2 separate regions of the Homo sapiens genome follow, and region 2 is linked to region 1. The links are chromatin loops, found by intact Hi-C in ENCODE. Cell type or tissue: Caco-2. All regions are shown on one strand.

Region 1 (8,000 bases):
TTCTTGCTTTCTTTTAAGCACCTCTAAAAGAACTTGTTCTTCTTCCTGAATTGAGAACGAGGTAGGAATGAAAGACTGAAACGGTAACTCTCATCATAATTTTATTATTATGACAAGTTGGGTTTATGAAGTATTTTTCCAATTACTGCCTCCAATTGTTAAATAGGTAGATAACATGCCAGCTTTAACTGCCAAAAACTTGTAGTCCTTAAAATATTTTTTGTAGTATTACTATTAGTATCATGAACAGAAATAGCAGTGATAAAAATCAAATCAAGTTTTGTGAACACCAAAATTCCATTTGCCTGTGTGTGGAGGGTGGTTTAGGATTGGTAGAATTAATATTCTTTGCAAACGGCTGCACCTAGCATGGTCGCCTTGAAGCCCTGGGAGTTCTCTAATTTTCCTGGCTCGAGAGACTTCCATTAAACAAGAAAATGAGGTGGGAAAGGTCAGAGGATTCACAGGGTAACAGGAACTGGACCTGAACCTGAGCTTCATGCAGTCCGCAGATTTTTTAAGTGGTTTGTTTTTTAGAAGTGTTTGTCACGACCTCTAAATCATTGTTAATTTCATCGTTAAACTGGCCTCAGAGAGATTTTGTTTTAAAGAGACAATGCAGTTAGAGGATCGTGATCTCTGAACTCAGAAGCCCAGAACTCCAAAGCTGGAAGCCACCAGATCCTAGCAAGTGAAGCTCTGTCAATCTGGAGCCGCAGATTTTGACCACGTGTGCACAGCCTCCCATCTGGGCAAGCCCTTTTCTCTCCACCACTCCACTCCACAGCTTCTGTTTCTTTTCTTTTCTTTTTTTTTCGCTGAATTCATCATCCCTCCCTTTCCCATGCCGAGACTTAAAAGGTTTCAAATACTTCAAAAATCAATGATTTCTAAATCACCTCAGATGACTTACATACAATGTTTTATTACATTTTCCCAGAGCAGAATGGCATATTAAGAAATGGTTTTATTTTCAACTATATTTTCTCTTAGGAATATAGAGACATTATCTCAAATTATTACCTCGAAGAGACAGAGACAAGAATTTTGCACCATTCTAGTTCTCAAATCATTTTAGGTATTTTATTTCATTTTGCCTAAATCTCTTAGACGGTTATTTCCTCGTATCACTTAAAAATTACATTTTACTTGGGCAGGGCCTAAAGAATTACATTGAAAAACTAAGAAATTATTGGGAAAAAATTCCATTAGCACAACTATCATGATCAGAAGAAATTGGCTAATTTCAGTGTCTTTTCTTTGGGCTCTTCATAGAAAATTGTTGAAATGTGTCTTTCATAAGTAACTGGCATTCTGAAATTGATTTAAAGCTGTAGAGGGGAAGAAAAGCTACATTGGAAAAATTAAATCTTAGGTTTGGAGATATTTTAAAAAACTCAACAAGTTCCATGCCCAGAGGAGTGCAGACACTGACCCTCTTTTTCAGCTATTAGAGGTGAGGAAAAAAAGTTGTGTGGTTGGTGTGGAGAGAGAGAGACACACGCACTTCCTTTAGCCATCATCCTACTAACACCTTCACAGTACATTTTCTTGCTAATAATCCCAACCATTTCTACAGGGAAAAGTGCATGTTCCTGTTCTCTGGTAGAAGGGCCACCCAAGGAATTCAGGTTCCTGGTGAGTAAGAATGACAGAAGTACCCACAGCTCCTGGGCCATTGGTCTCCTCTATCCAGCCTCCACTGACCTTGCTGGGTCCACTGCAGTTTTCTTCTTGATTTAACTCTATGAGCTCTCTGTTCCTTCAAAGTACTGGAGCTTCTGGCCTTAGCACATCTGTTTCTGCAGCCAGAGCACCTTCACTGAGAAGCAGACCTCTACTTGGCTGGGTTCTTACTCACCCTATTGGTGCCTCTTCCCCATCCCCCTCCTCCTCCTCCTCCTCCTCCTCCTCCTCCTCCTCCTCCTCCTCCAGGGAACATATAGTTGGCAGCAAGGGTTGCAGAACGAATGAAGGCATGCATGAATGCACATGTTGGAGGACGAAGGTTCTGTTTTTACTCTCAGTGCACCAAAACCCAGCAGAGTTAAATAGTGGAAGGTTCTTAAGTGCTCAAGTGAGTAGATGGAGGTCATAAGGCAAGCAGAGTGGGAAGGGCTAGAAGGAGAAGAAAGGAGAAAGGGAAGGCAGGAGAGGAGAGAGGTGGGGAAAATGGAAGGGTAGTTGAATGTCATAGCAAATTAGAGTTAGAAGAGGAGAATTAGTAGAAAACAGAGCTAGAGTCAAAAACAGAGTGAGACAGACAGAAATTCATAGATTTGCTGTCTGGCCCAGATCTCATTGGATAACTAGAGCCTCCCTTCTTCCTTTGGGTTGAATGGTCTTTACTCATTCTTTATGTAGACCATCCTTTACTTCCACATGGAGTTTGTATGTTCCCATAGACACCAATACTTTACATATCAGAACACTTGTCATTTTATTAAAAATTGTTTTTTATTAGTTTCTTTTCCCACTAGACAGTCAATGTCATGGATGCAGGACTATAGGGTCTTATCTTTTTCATCACAGTAGCCCTCGAACCTAGCACAGTGAAAGTTGCCCATAATACATTACTAAATATTTGTTGAAAGCCTAAAGCACTGGGCAAATCATTTTGACTTTCCAGACTTCAGGATCCCCATTTGTGAGGGAGCTGGTCTATTTGATACCTAAGACTCCCCTCCAGCACAGGTCTTCTATAATTTTGTATCTACATGGCTTCCTGCCTGATGCCAGGAACTTAAGATTTAACTCAAGAAGACAGGGATGTTGCTTGCAAAGACCCTGAAGATCTTGTCATCCAAACTGTGACTGCCTGGAGACTGTTTATACAGGATCTTGAACTGGGCTAGGAGAGTGCAATGGATGGTAGTCCCAGTCCTTGTTTGCAGGGAGAGGAAGACAGCGACAAAGCATTTCTATGGAAAGAAGGAGTTGCTCATAAGTCTACTATGGACATCAAAATATGCTGATGAGCCACAGCAAGTTCATTACAAAGGGATTTCAGATAGAAGCCTCCTCCTTCAGAGTGAGGAGGAAGAATCATCCAGGAAAGAGAGAAATTATGTGTATTTCATATATTGCTGTATGTACATATTAATCAGCCAGCAAATATTAAGTGCATTCATGGGCAAAATGCCAAAGAGATGAAGAGAAAAATCAGACTCCAAGGATCATATAATCTGATTGTGGAAGAAAGGCATATTCATCATGAAAATGTAGCAAAGATGTTAAGTGAGTGTCTTAGTCTATTCTGTGCTGCTATAAAAAATACCTGAGACTGGGTAATTTACAAAACAATTTATTTCTCGTGGTTCTGGTGACTAGGAAGTCCAAGATCAAGGCACCAGCAGATTGGTTGTCGGATGAAAGTTCAGTTTCTGCTTCATGCATGGTGCCTCCAGAGGACAGGAACACTGTGTCCTCATATGGCAGAAGGTAGAAGGGCAAAAGAGGAAAAACCCTTTTTTTTTCTTTTTTTTTGAGATAGAGTCTCGCTCTGTCACCCAGGCTGGAGTGCAGTGGCTCGATCTTGGCTCACTGCAAGCTCCGCCTCCTGGGTTCATGCCATTCTCCTGCCTCAGCCTCCTGAGTAGCTGGGACTACAGGTGCCCGCCCGCCACCATGCCTGGCTAATTTTTTGTATTTTTTAGTAGAGACGGGGTTTCACCGTGTTAGCCAGGATGGTCTTGATCTCCTGACCTCGTGATCTGCCTGCCTTGGCCTCCTAAAGTGTTGGGATTACAGGCGTGAGCCACTGCACCCGGCCAGAAAAACTCTATCAGTTCCCTTTATAAGGGCACCTAATTTCATTCATGAGGGAAGGGCCCTCATGCCTAATCACCTCTTAAAGCCCTGCCTGTTAATACTATCGCACTGGCAACTCCTGAGTTTTGGAGGGTGCACATTCAAACCATAGAAGTGGGATAAGCCAGACACTTGGGTTTCCTATGGGTCCTCTCCATTTGGTTTTCCTGTTAAAGATTTAAAAGAGCAGAAACACTACTTTATTAGAGAAAGGGCATTTGAACTTGGCCTTTGAACATGGCAGGATTTGGCCACTTAGAGATTGGGGGTGCCATTCCAGGTAGAGAGAAGAGCAAGGAGAATGGAGAGCACTTGGCATTTATGAGAATAGTGAGGGTTCATGTCAGGTTACATGAAGCTGACTCATGACAAATTAATTTGGAAAGGCAGGTTGTGACCAGGCTAAAGGCATCTGGACTTTGCTCTAGAGGAAATGTGAAACCATTGCAGATTTCTGAGCAAGCTGTTGGCCAGAGCCGTGCTTCGGGGCGACTCACAACAGTGGTAGGAAGCTCTTTGGGAGCTGGGAGAGAGAGAGAGAGAGAGAGAGAGAGAGAGAGAGAGAGAGATGGGAATCCAGGGGAGAACAGAACAAGTGAGAAAGCAGCTGCATTGCGGCCCAGGCTGGGGTTGCTGGTTTCTGGAAAGGGGGTAGTGTTGGGGGAGTGGGGAGAGGGGTTAAATGTGAGCTTCTGAGGAAGTACAGGAGGGGTGAATTCCACCATGGAGAAAGTATTCAATAACAAGCCTACAGAGAATTTGAGGAAGGTGGAGGAGTAAAGGACAATGATGTCCTCGAGAAACCTGCTCATGAAACCTGCTCAAGAAACCTGAGGAGGCAAAAGCCTGATTCTAAAGTGTGAGAGAGCAACAGCACAACCTGGGGAGGTGGGGTATCAAGTCCGAACCAAGGGTGAAGGGCAGGGACTCAGGTGCTGGAGTGTTTCAATGTGGATCTTGGGGTTGGCACTTGCTTGCTGAGTTACCTTGGGCAAGTTACTATGTGGTCTTAGTTTCTGTAAAATGGAGATCATGATGTAACCACTTGGTAGGGCTGTTGGAAGGATGGAAGGAGTTCAGAAACAGAAAGCTCCCAGCACAGAGCCTGGCCCGTAATAAACAGTCTATGTGTTTGCTATCACGAGGGTACTTTTAAAGAAATTTAGTGCAGATGAGTATAAATGAGACGTGGAGTGAGTAGCAGAATCAACACAAGGTTTTTCTTATAATGGATGAGAGATTGTAAAACACATTTGCATTGGGGAGAAGGACACATGGGAGAGGGAAGAAATGGAAGACACGGAAGATTTGTTGGAGGCAAATTTAGATCCACGACAAAAGTACGGGAGTAAGTGCATGGGGAAAACTTAGTATTGGAGGGAGGAAAAATGGCCTCACTTTGCACTTCGAATAACATCTACTTTCTTTACCTGGTCCTCCAAAGGCCACCAGGGCCAGCCTCTGGCCTGTTTCTTTAGCCGTAACTCCTCCATTCTCCCCCGCTGCCATTTGCACATCTTGCATTTTCTCAGAGCTGCCAAGATGGTCGTGGCCGGGCCTTCCTCTAGCTAGCCTATCTTCCTGCAGAGCCCTTCCCTCAGCTTCTTACTTGGCTGAATCTGTTGTCTTACCCAGCTCTCACTTTAAATTCCGAAGTCCTTCCCTGACCGTCAGGTCCAAAGTAGCCATTCAACATTCCTTACATTACCCGTTTTTCCATCTTTACATGGCATTGATCTTCACTTGGTGATTCCTTGTTTATTTATTTATTGGTGTACTGCCTGCCTCTCTTCACCAACGTATAAGCTTCATTACAGCAGAGACCTCTTGCCTGGTCATCACAGTATCCTTGGCTCCTGGCACATGGTAGGAGCCCAGTTAAACGTTTGTTGAATAAATAAATGAATACATCCTTCTGTAATATGTGAGAAAAGTGGGAGGCAAGTCTAGGTGAAGAAGGCACTTAAAAAAAAATTTTTTTTTGAGACAGTCTTGCTCTGTCACCCAGACTGGAGTGCAGTGGCACGATCTTGGCTCACTGCAGCCTCCACCTCCCGGAATCAAGTGATTCTCATGGCTCAGTCTCCTGAGTAACTGGGATTACAGGCTTGCGCCGTTACACCCAGCTAATTTTTGTTTTCGTTTTTTTTTTTTTTTTTTTTTTTGAGACGGAGTTTCACTCTTGTCGCCCAGGCTGGAGTGCAGTGGCGCAATCTCGGCTCACTCCAATATCCGCCTCCCGGGTTCAAGCAATTCTCCTGCCTCAGCTTCCCGAGTAGCTGGGATTACAGGCCTGCAACACCATACCTGGATAATTTTGTATTCTTAGTAGAGATGGGGTTTCACCGTGTTGACCAGGCTGGTCTCGAACTCCTGGCCCCAAGTGATCTGCCTGCCTCGGCCTCCAAAAGTGCTGTGATTATAGGCATGAGCCACTGCACCTGGCCGGAAGACAGATTTTGAAGTGGAGAGGAGTTAGAGGAAATTGAGTCATACTTAATTTTATCTGAAAATCATGAAGTAAAATAATACATAGAAAGTGAAGGGGTGAACTTCTGGGTGTATATATTCAATGGAAATAAAATCAGTGTCAAAGGTTTCTCTGCACCCCCATGTTCACTGTAGCATTATGCACAATAGTCAAGATATGGAATCGACCTGAGTGTCCATCAACAGATGAATGGATAAAGCAAATGTGGTATGTATACACTGTGGAATACTATTCAGCCTTAAACAAGAAGAAAATTCTATCACTTGTGACAACGTAGATGAACCTGGAGGACATCGTGCTAAGTGAAAGGAGCCAGGCACAGAAAGACAAATTGTGCATGATCTCACTTACATGTGGAATCCAAAAAAGTTGAACTCGTAGACACAGAGAGGAGAATGGTGGGTTGCTGGGGAGGAAATGGAATGCGGCAGAAAGGGGAGATATTGGTCAAAGGGCACAAAGTTTTAGTTAGATAGGAGGAGTAAGTTCTGGAGACCTATTGTGCAGCATGGTGACTGTAGTTAATAATGATGCACTGTATACCTAAAAATTGCTGAGACAGTAGAACTTAAAAGTTCTTTTTAAAATTTTTATTTTAGGCCAGGTGTGGTGGCTTATGCCTGTAATCCCAGCACTTTGGGAGGCCGAGATGGGCAGATCACCTGAGGTCAGGAGTTCAAGATCAGCCTGGCCAACATAGTGAAACCTCGTCTCTACTAAAAATACAAAAATTGGCCAGGCATGGTGGTGGGTGCCTGTAATCCCAGCTACATGGGAGGCTGAGACAGGGGAATTGCTCGAACCCAGGAGATGGAGGTTGCAGTGAGCCTAGATCATGGCACTGCACTCCAGCCTGGGTGACAGAGTGAGACTCTCAAAAAATATTATTTTAATTTTTATAAATAAAGACAGGTTCTCCCTATGTTGCCCAGGCTGGTCTCAGACTCCTGGGCTCAAGCGGTCCTCCCACCTCGGCCTCCCAAAGCGCTGGGATTGCAGGCGTGAGCCACTGCACCTGGACAACTTCGAAGTTCTTACCACAAAAAAATGATAAGTATGTGAGGTGGTAGATATGTTAATTAGCTTGATTTAATCATTTCACATTGTATGTGTGTATCAAAATGCCACATTGTACCCAAAAATATATGCGGTTTTTATTTGTCAATTAAAAAAAAGAGAGGGGACTATAGGCACACACCACCATGCCAGGCTAATTTTTTTGTATTTGTATTTTTTTTTTTTTGAGACGGAGTCTTGCTCTGTTGCCCAGGCTGGAGTGCAGTGGCACCATCTTGGCTCACTGTAGCCTCTGCCTTCCAGGTTCCAGCGATTCTCCTGCCTCAGCCTCCTAGGTAGCTGGGATTACAGGCACATGCCACCGTGCCCAGCTAATTTTTGTATTGTTAGCAGAGTCGGGGTTTCGCCATGTTGGCCAGGCTGGTCTCAAACTTCTGACCTCAGGTGATCCACCTGCCTCGGCCTCCCAAAGTGCTGGGATAACAGGCGTGAGCCACTGCGCCAGGTCATTTTTTTGTATTTTTAATAGAGACGAGGTTTCACCATGTTGGCCATCCTGGTCTTGAACTCCTGACCTCAGGTGATCCACCCACCTCGGCCTCCCAGAGTGCTGGGATTACAGGCGTGAGCCACCATGCCCGCCCTAAACCTTTTTTAAAAATATGTTTTAACATTCTTTGTG
Region 2 (8,000 bases), 170 kb before region 1:
TCACTTGAGCCCAGGAAGTTGAGGCTGTTGTGAGCCTTGATCGCACTACTGCACCCCAGCCTGGGCAACAGAACAAGACCCTGGCTCAAAAATAAAATAAAAATTAAAAAAGAGTTTACAATCAAGAAAAACAGACACATAAAAAGATTACTCCTTCATCAACACTAAAATTTAATGCTGCACTCTTCTCAAGTTGGATTTACCTATAATGCGATCACCAGCACAGCCTTACTGGGATGGAAAATGTGACAAATACTAACAGCAATATTATGAGAATTGAAGTGGAGCAGCCCAAACATGAAGGAAAGAGATATGCTTTGGGGGAAGTTTACAAACATAGCTTTCAGTAAGACTGCATAACTTTGTCATGCATTTGAAATAACGCTACCCAGTGAAAATGTGCTGGGTGCGGTGGCTCATGCTTGTAATCCCAGCACTTTGGGAGGCTGAGGCGGGAGGCTCACTTGAGGTCAGGAGTTCGAGACCATCCTGGCTAACATGGTAAAACCCCGTCTGTACTAAAAATACAAAAAGTAGCCAGGCTTGGTGGCAGGTGCCTGTAATCCCAGTTACTGGGGAGGCTGAGGCAGGAGAATTGCCTGAACCTGGGAGGCAGAGGTTGCAGTGAGCCAAGATTGTGCCACTGAACACACCATCTCAAAAAAAAAAAAAAAAAAAAAAAGAAAAGTGACCTAATTATAAAATAGGATCACCAGTCAGCAAAAAGCTGTAGCAATAGTTCTGTGGAAAGTGCTTGGATTCCAAATCCTCTGACACCAGTGAGAAGCCACAGACATATGGTGGCTTGTAGGCTCTCTTGCTGTGGCAGTGTTTTCACATACCTGGAAAACCTAGATCAAAGTTACAGCTCCAGTAGATACCATTGTTGGGAATTTGAGCATCTCTTTCCTTTCTGTAAAACAAGGGTTAATTAGAATAACTATCAACAGAATTGTTATGAGAAGCAAATGTAAATAGCAACACACTCTATCAGCAGCTATAGTTCCTCAAAACAAAGGACTTAGAGCTGGTCATAGCTAACTATAAAGGAGTTAAAGTCTGTTTTCCTTTTTCTTCCCATCATTTCTACTTTTAAAAACCTCATATAAAATACATATAACATAAAATTTGCCATCTTAACTTACAAATGTACAGTTTAGTGGCATTAAGTACATTCACATTGTTGTGCAACTGTTGCCACAAGCCATCTTCAAACCTTTGTTCATCTTGCAAAACTGAAACTCTGTACTCATTAAGCAATAACTTCACATTTCCTCCTCCCCACAGCTCCTAACAACCACCATTCTACTTTCTTTCTTTATGAATTTGACTATTCTAGGCATGCTGTATAAGTGGAATCAGACTGTATTTAACTATTCTAGGCATGCTGTATAAGTGGAATCAGACTGTATTTGACTATTCTAGGCACGGTGTATAAGTGGAATCAGACTGTATTTCAGTATTCTAGGCACGCTGTATAAGTACAATCAGACTGTATTAAACTATTCTAGGCATGCTGTATAAGTGGAATCAGACTGTATTTGACTATTCTAGGCACGCTGTATAAGTGGAATCATACTGTATTTGACTATTCTAAGCACTCTGTATAAGTGGAATCAGACTGTATTTGACTCTTCTAGGCACACTGTATAAGTGGAATCAGACTGTATTTGACTCTTCTAGGCACACTGTATAAGTGGAATCAGACTGTATTTGACTATTCTAGGCACGCTGTATAAGTGGAATCAGACTGTATTTGACTATTCTAGGCACTCTGTATAAGTGGAATCAGACTGTATTTGACTATTCTAGGCATGCTGTATAAGTGGAATCATACTGTATTTGACTATTCTAGGCACGCTGTATAAGTGGAATCAGACTGTATTTGACTATTTTAGGCACGCTGCATAAGTGGAATCAGACTGTATTTGACTCTTCTAGGCATGCTGTATAAGTGGAATCAGACTGTATTTGACTCTTCTAGGCACACTGTATAAGTGGAATCAGACTGTATTTGACTCTTCTAGGCACACTGTATAAGTGGAATCAGACTGTATTTGACTCTTCTAGGCACGCTGTATAAGTGGAATCAGACTGTATTTGACTCTTCTAGGCACGCTGTATAAGTGGAATCAGACTGTATTTGACTATTCTAGGCACGCTGTATAAGTGGAATCAGACTGTATTTGACTATTCTAGGCACTCTGTATAAGTGGAATCAGACTGTATTTGACTATTCTAGGCATGCTGTATAAGTGGAATCATACTGTATTTGACTATTCTAGGCACGCTGTATAAGTGGAATCAGACCGTATTTGACTATTTTAGGCACGCTGCATAAGTGGAATCATGCTGTATTTGACTATTCTACGCACTCTCTCTGTATAAGTGGAATCAGACTGTATTTGTCCTTCAATGACTGGCTTATTTCACTTAGCATAATGTCCTCAACGTTTCTTCATGATGTAACATGTATCAGAATTTCCTTCCTTTTTAAGCTTGAAATATATTCCATTGTATGCATATGTCATGTTCTGTTTATCCATTCATCTGTCTCTGCACACTTGTGTTGTTTCTATCTTTTGGCTGTTGTAAATAATGCTGCTATGAAAATGAGTGAACCAATATCTCTGTGAGACCCTGCTTTCAATTTTGAGGGATATATACCCGAAGTGAAATTGCTGGATCCTATGGTAATCCTATTATTACTTTTTTGAAGAACTGCCACTGTTTCCGTAGTGGCTGCACACATTTTACATTCTCACCAGCAGTGCACAAAGGTTTTCATTTCTCCACATCCTCACCCCCACTTGTTATTTTCTGTGTGTTTTCTTCCTTTATTGTAGCCTTTCTAATGGGTATGAGGTAGTATCTATTTCCACTTTTTAAAGAACCATTTCCTCCCTCTTCTGGTTTGCTCTGTTTTTTTTTTTTTTGTTCTACTCCTTTTTCTCAAAATCAAGTTTAAGAAGAGATCTGACTCTAGTTGCATGTCTTCATATGAACTTAAGTCAGAAGCCTTCTCTAGATATAAAGAAAACCAATCTCCACCCCACCACCCCCAAAAAGAGAATATAGAGAAAAAGAAACAGAAGGAATAGGGAAAAAAGAAAACATAAATTATAGTTGAAAGAAATACAAACATATCAGTAATTATGATAAATATATATGGAGAAAATGCTTAGTTAACTAAGAAAAGCCATATTGCATTAAAAAAATCTAAATATATACTATTTATGAAAGACACATTTAAACAAAAAGATATGGGAAGGTTGAAAGTAAAAGTGTATAAAAATGTGTATCAGGCACATAACAACCAAAATAAAATTGATTGGCTATATTAATATTATGCAAAATACTTTAACACAAGAAAAGCATTAGTAGTGGTAAAGAGAGTCACTAAATAATGATAAAAATTTCATTCATCAGGTAGTTGTAATAATTCTAAATGTATATGTTCCTAAGAACACAGCATCAAAATAGAAAAACAAAAATTGGCAGAAGCAAAAATCTATAAGGACAAATAGACAAATCCACAACTAAAGAGAATATTTTAAACATATCTCTTAGTATTTTGTAGATCAACCAGACAAAAATTTGGTAAGAGAGCTGCTAAAAGTGCTAAAATGCAAATTTGGTGACGTCACTGTGAAGAATAGAAATATGTAAAATATTTGGGATGTGGCTGTAAAAATTAACAGGATTATTTTTCCCCAATTACCCAAGGGAATAAATGCCTTTTGTCTATGAAATAATAAGCCAGACAAAAGCTTAGAAATTGTACTCTATTGGTAGGAAGTGAATTAGATGAGTAATTAAATGTTTCCCCTTGTTTTAAATTAAAATGCTTTATACTATTAAAAATAATGACTATCTAATTATGAGCAAACGTTAGACAAACCCACCTTGAAGGATATTCTACAATATGTTGACCAGGACTCTTCAAAAGTGTCAAGGTCAGGATTTGGGGAGACTAAGGAAAAATGAAAACTAAATGGCTTCTGGACTAGAAAAAGGACATTAGTGAAAAAAAAACTGATTATATTGGAATAAGGCCTATTACTTAGTTAATAGTGTTGTAACAATGTCAATGTCTTGGTTTTAATAGATTACCTTAGTTGTATAAGTCGTTATTATTAGGGGAAGCTGGCTAGAGGGCATATAGAAACTCTGTTTTGTTTTGTAACTTTTTTGGAATTCTAAAATTATTTCAGAATAAAAAAGTCTCAATAAATGATAACCAGTTAATCCGTTTACACATCCAACTTCATTTTAGCTTTAACATTTAGTTTCTCTTGGTATCTATCTGCTCTTTGACCACCTGGCTTTAGAGATGAGATAAAATCTTCAAAGAAAAGGTAGGGGAGAGCTTTTTGAATGCCAAACTTTTTCTTTGCATATTTTAAAGAGACTGCTTGTGTATTTACTTACTGTTACCAAATATAATGTGTAGTGTATTTCAAACAATAGTGAATACTCCTTGGTTTGTACTTGAATTGAGTTGACTAATAATTATAAAGACTTACTTTTTTCCATGTTCAAGGACAACTTGATTTTTTTTAATTGAAAAAGGGAGTAACATTTGCTGAGCCAGGAATTATTTATGCTATGCTCTTTTACCCAAGGTTTCCTTATTTCTTTGTTTTGCTTCCAACTTTCTTTCCTTTGATATTGGTGCTTTGGTGGCTTTGATCTAAGGCAGAGAAGTTCAAAGGCATTGCTGAGGCAGACCAGTAGCACCTCATTCTTTCTCTTACTGATACCAGCACAGCTATTGCTGATAGTTTATATATCTACATGTTCAGATATTGCTCATAAAAATAACTGTCTAAACCAGGCATGGTGACCCATACCTGTAATCCCAGCAACTCAGGATACTGAGACTGGAGGATCGCTTGAGCCCAAGAGTTTAGAGACTGCAGTGAACCACGATCACGCCACTGCACTCCAGGCTGTGTGCAGAGCAAGACTTTGACTCTAAAAATAATAATGACAATAATAATTAGTAAATAATAAATCAATAAATATCTGAGTTCCCTCATTAGTGCCATAGGGAGTGGGTCAGTCTCATAAAAATAAATATCTGAATTATATTTCTGAGTAACTGAAATGACTTCCTTTTCATTGACTGAATTTCCCTTATGCTTTTCTTCTTGAATCTTCCTTATTAGCTTCATATAAAAATGCATTTTTCAGCATATTAAGGCCATCATAGTCTAACCTCAATATCTGTGCAAGAAGGAACAATTTTAAGACTTGACTATAATTGTCCCATTTCCCTAAGTCTTTTCTACTTCAGACTAAAAGAAATGGATAGTTGAACACTGAAAAGGAACTCTTATTGTTGAAATCTTATGAATGTTTGGAGTAAGCAAAAATGAAAACTCAGGAGGAAATGGGAACCATAAATATTCTGCTTAGTGAATCATACATTGTATTAGTCACCCACTTGACAAACATTTATTGAGTCTTAGGCACTCTGTTAGGCACTGAAGATAAAGAACTTTTTTCCTTGACCAACTCTAAAATGAGTGCCCATTTTCAAGCAGGTGCTCTTTTAGATACGGTCCCCCTTTCACAAAAGTTATATCCGCGGCCAGGTGCGGTGGCTCACGCCTGTAATCCCAGCACTTTGGGAGGCTGAGGTGGGAGGATCACGAGGTCAAGAGATGGAGACCATCCTGGCCAACATGGTGAAACCCCGTCTCTACTAAAAATACAAAAAATCAAAAAATTAGCTGGACATGGTGGTGCGCACCTGTAGTCCCAGCTGCTCGGGAAGCTGAGGCAGGAGAATTGCTTGAAACCGGGAGGCAGAGGTTGCAGTGAGCCGAGATCACGCCGCTGCCCTCTGGCCTGGCGACAGGGCGAGACTACATTTAAAAAAAAAAAGTTATATCCTGGTGTGAGAAATAGATTTTTAAAAAGTAAACAAATAGACAAACAAGGTAATTTTAGAGTGTTAAGTCCTTTGAAAAGAAAATAAAGCAGAATAACAGGATGGAGATGGAATGGGGTGAGGGCTAAAGTCTAGTCTGGGTAGGGTGGGTAGGGTTGGCTCCCCAAGGAGATAACATGCTGAATTGGAATAGTCTTAGAAACAGCAAGAGCGGTGCCAGGCCCTTGGGTGGGAATGAGCTTGATGTGTTTATTTTTATTTTTATTTTTATTTTTTTGAGGTGGAATCTTGCTCTTGTCACCCAGGCTGGAGTGCAATGGTGCGATCACAGCTCACTGCAACATCCGCCTCCCAGGCTCAAGCAATTCTCCTGCCTCAGCCTCCCGAGTAGCTGGGGTTACAGGCATGCACCACCACGCCCAGCAAATTTTTGTATTTTTAGTAGAGATGGGGTTTCACCATGTCGTCCAGGCTGGTCTTGAACTCCTGAGCTCAGGTGATCCACCTGCCCCAGCCTCCCAAAGTGCTGGGATTACAAGGGTGAGCCACCGCGCCCAGCAATGTGTTTAGAAAGAGTGCAGTTTGTGGAATGTTCCTCGATTTGGGTATATCTAATGTTTTCTCATGATTAGATTCAAGTTAATCATTTGGGGCACTTTTGGCAATTGGATAAGAGGTGTGTTTTTCTCAGTGCATTGCAGATGGAACCTTGTGCCAGAAGACAAAAAAAGGCTGCAAAACTGTTCCAGATTCAACAGACTAAATATACTTGGCAGCTACATGCAATGCATTTATTGTTTCTCTAAGGAACATTATTGAGATAATTGGTGAATAATATAGTGTCATTGTTAAATTTCTTGAATTTGACAGTTGTATGAAGAGGAATGTCCTTGTTCTTAGAAAATACAAGCTGAAGTGTTTAGAGGTAAGGGACCATAGTGTGTGCAAATTGCTCACAAATGATTCAGCAATCATATTGTAATATACGCATAGAGAAAGGAATACATCAAATGTAGCACAATGTTCTCACAATTGGTTAATCAAAGTGAAACATACTTGAGTTCCTTGGATTATTCTTGCAACTTTTCCGTAGGATTGAAATAAAAATGAAAAAAAAATTATGTGCCAGGCAACAAATGGAGTTAAAAAGTAGAAGGCATTGTTTCACTCCAACTATGGAGCTTACTTACAGTTGAGTTAGGTAAATAGTAATTGGTAATAAATAAAATTTTTACCAATTTTACCAATAAAAAATAATTGGTAATAAATAAAATTTTTACCAATTTTACCAATAAAAAATAATTGGTAATAAATAAAATTTTAAAAAGGAAGAAGGCAAGCATCACTAGAGTAAATATATGGTCTCAGAGAAGGACCTAGAGGGACAGACACAATGAACAAACAGAATTACACAGTGTGCTGTAGCAGACCAGGGAGGGACGAGGGATGGGAAGTTTTGCTGAGGTTACTGGGGCAATGGTGGTGATGGTCAGGGGGTAATGCTGACCTTGATGTGCCATCAGGACATGCAAATGATGGTCACTAGACGGTTGGAAATGTCAGTCTCTAGTTAGAGATGCAGATTTGGGAGCTACTAGATACTGGAAGTGGCTGAGATCGCAGGAGGGCATGAAGTAAACCGGTGAGAATGTCCCAGTGATGAGGAGAGAGCGTCGAGGACAGAACCCAGCAAATATCAAGTTGTGAGTGGGTGAAGGAAGTGAGCTGCAGTAGGGACTGAGTGGAGGGCTAGAGAAGTGGGAAAAAGGAGAGACGCTCAGTAGAGAATGGGGGCGTGAGAGTAAGGAGGATTCCCCAGCAGTAAGTGATTTGTGTGTCAAGGCCCAAAAAGGAGGTCAAGTCAGGTAGAGAGTAAAAAGTGTCACCTGGACTTGGTGGCCCGCGGAGCTGCCCGCTGGCCTCCTGGGCACTTCTCTTAGTCTTTGTCATTCATTCTACTCCTAGGAGCTGTGCTGCCCGCAGACCTTCTCTGAGAGGTTCCCTTCTCAGTGGCCTGCATACTAGGAAGCCAGGAACCAGCTGGAGTGTTTATGCCCACCAAGCATCCAGGTCCCAAGAGGGCAGGCGGCATCTCAGCACT

What was found. Hi-C counts contacts between places; a loop is a spot of excess contacts. Peaks named below come from ENCODE experiments on the same cell type or tissue, not always from the same donor. Only the 100,000 strongest peaks of a DNase experiment are listed, where the experiment ranks them.
Region 2: a loop joins it to region 1, with 4 times the contacts of the local background. A loop is called at or near these places in 2 of 110 quality-filtered maps.

Annotation. Positions count from the first base shown.
Region 1 is chr6:151,664,811-151,672,810 of GRCh38, forward strand. It overlaps a transcript of ESR1 not described here. Among named protein-coding and RNA genes, the nearest start is that of ESR1, 140 kb to the right of the region's middle. In Caco-2, no CTCF peak of the experiment used is centred here; a DNase peak (open chromatin) is centred at 4,271.
Region 2 is chr6:151,497,294-151,505,293 of GRCh38, forward strand. All of the region lies in intron 1 of CCDC170 (coiled-coil domain containing 170), which reads left to right. It overlaps LOC124901436 (a long non-coding RNA gene), which reads right to left and starts at 913. Exons shown (of 2, transcript XR_007059817.1): 1 at 843-913. In Caco-2, no CTCF peak of the experiment used is centred here; a DNase peak (open chromatin) is centred at 4,738.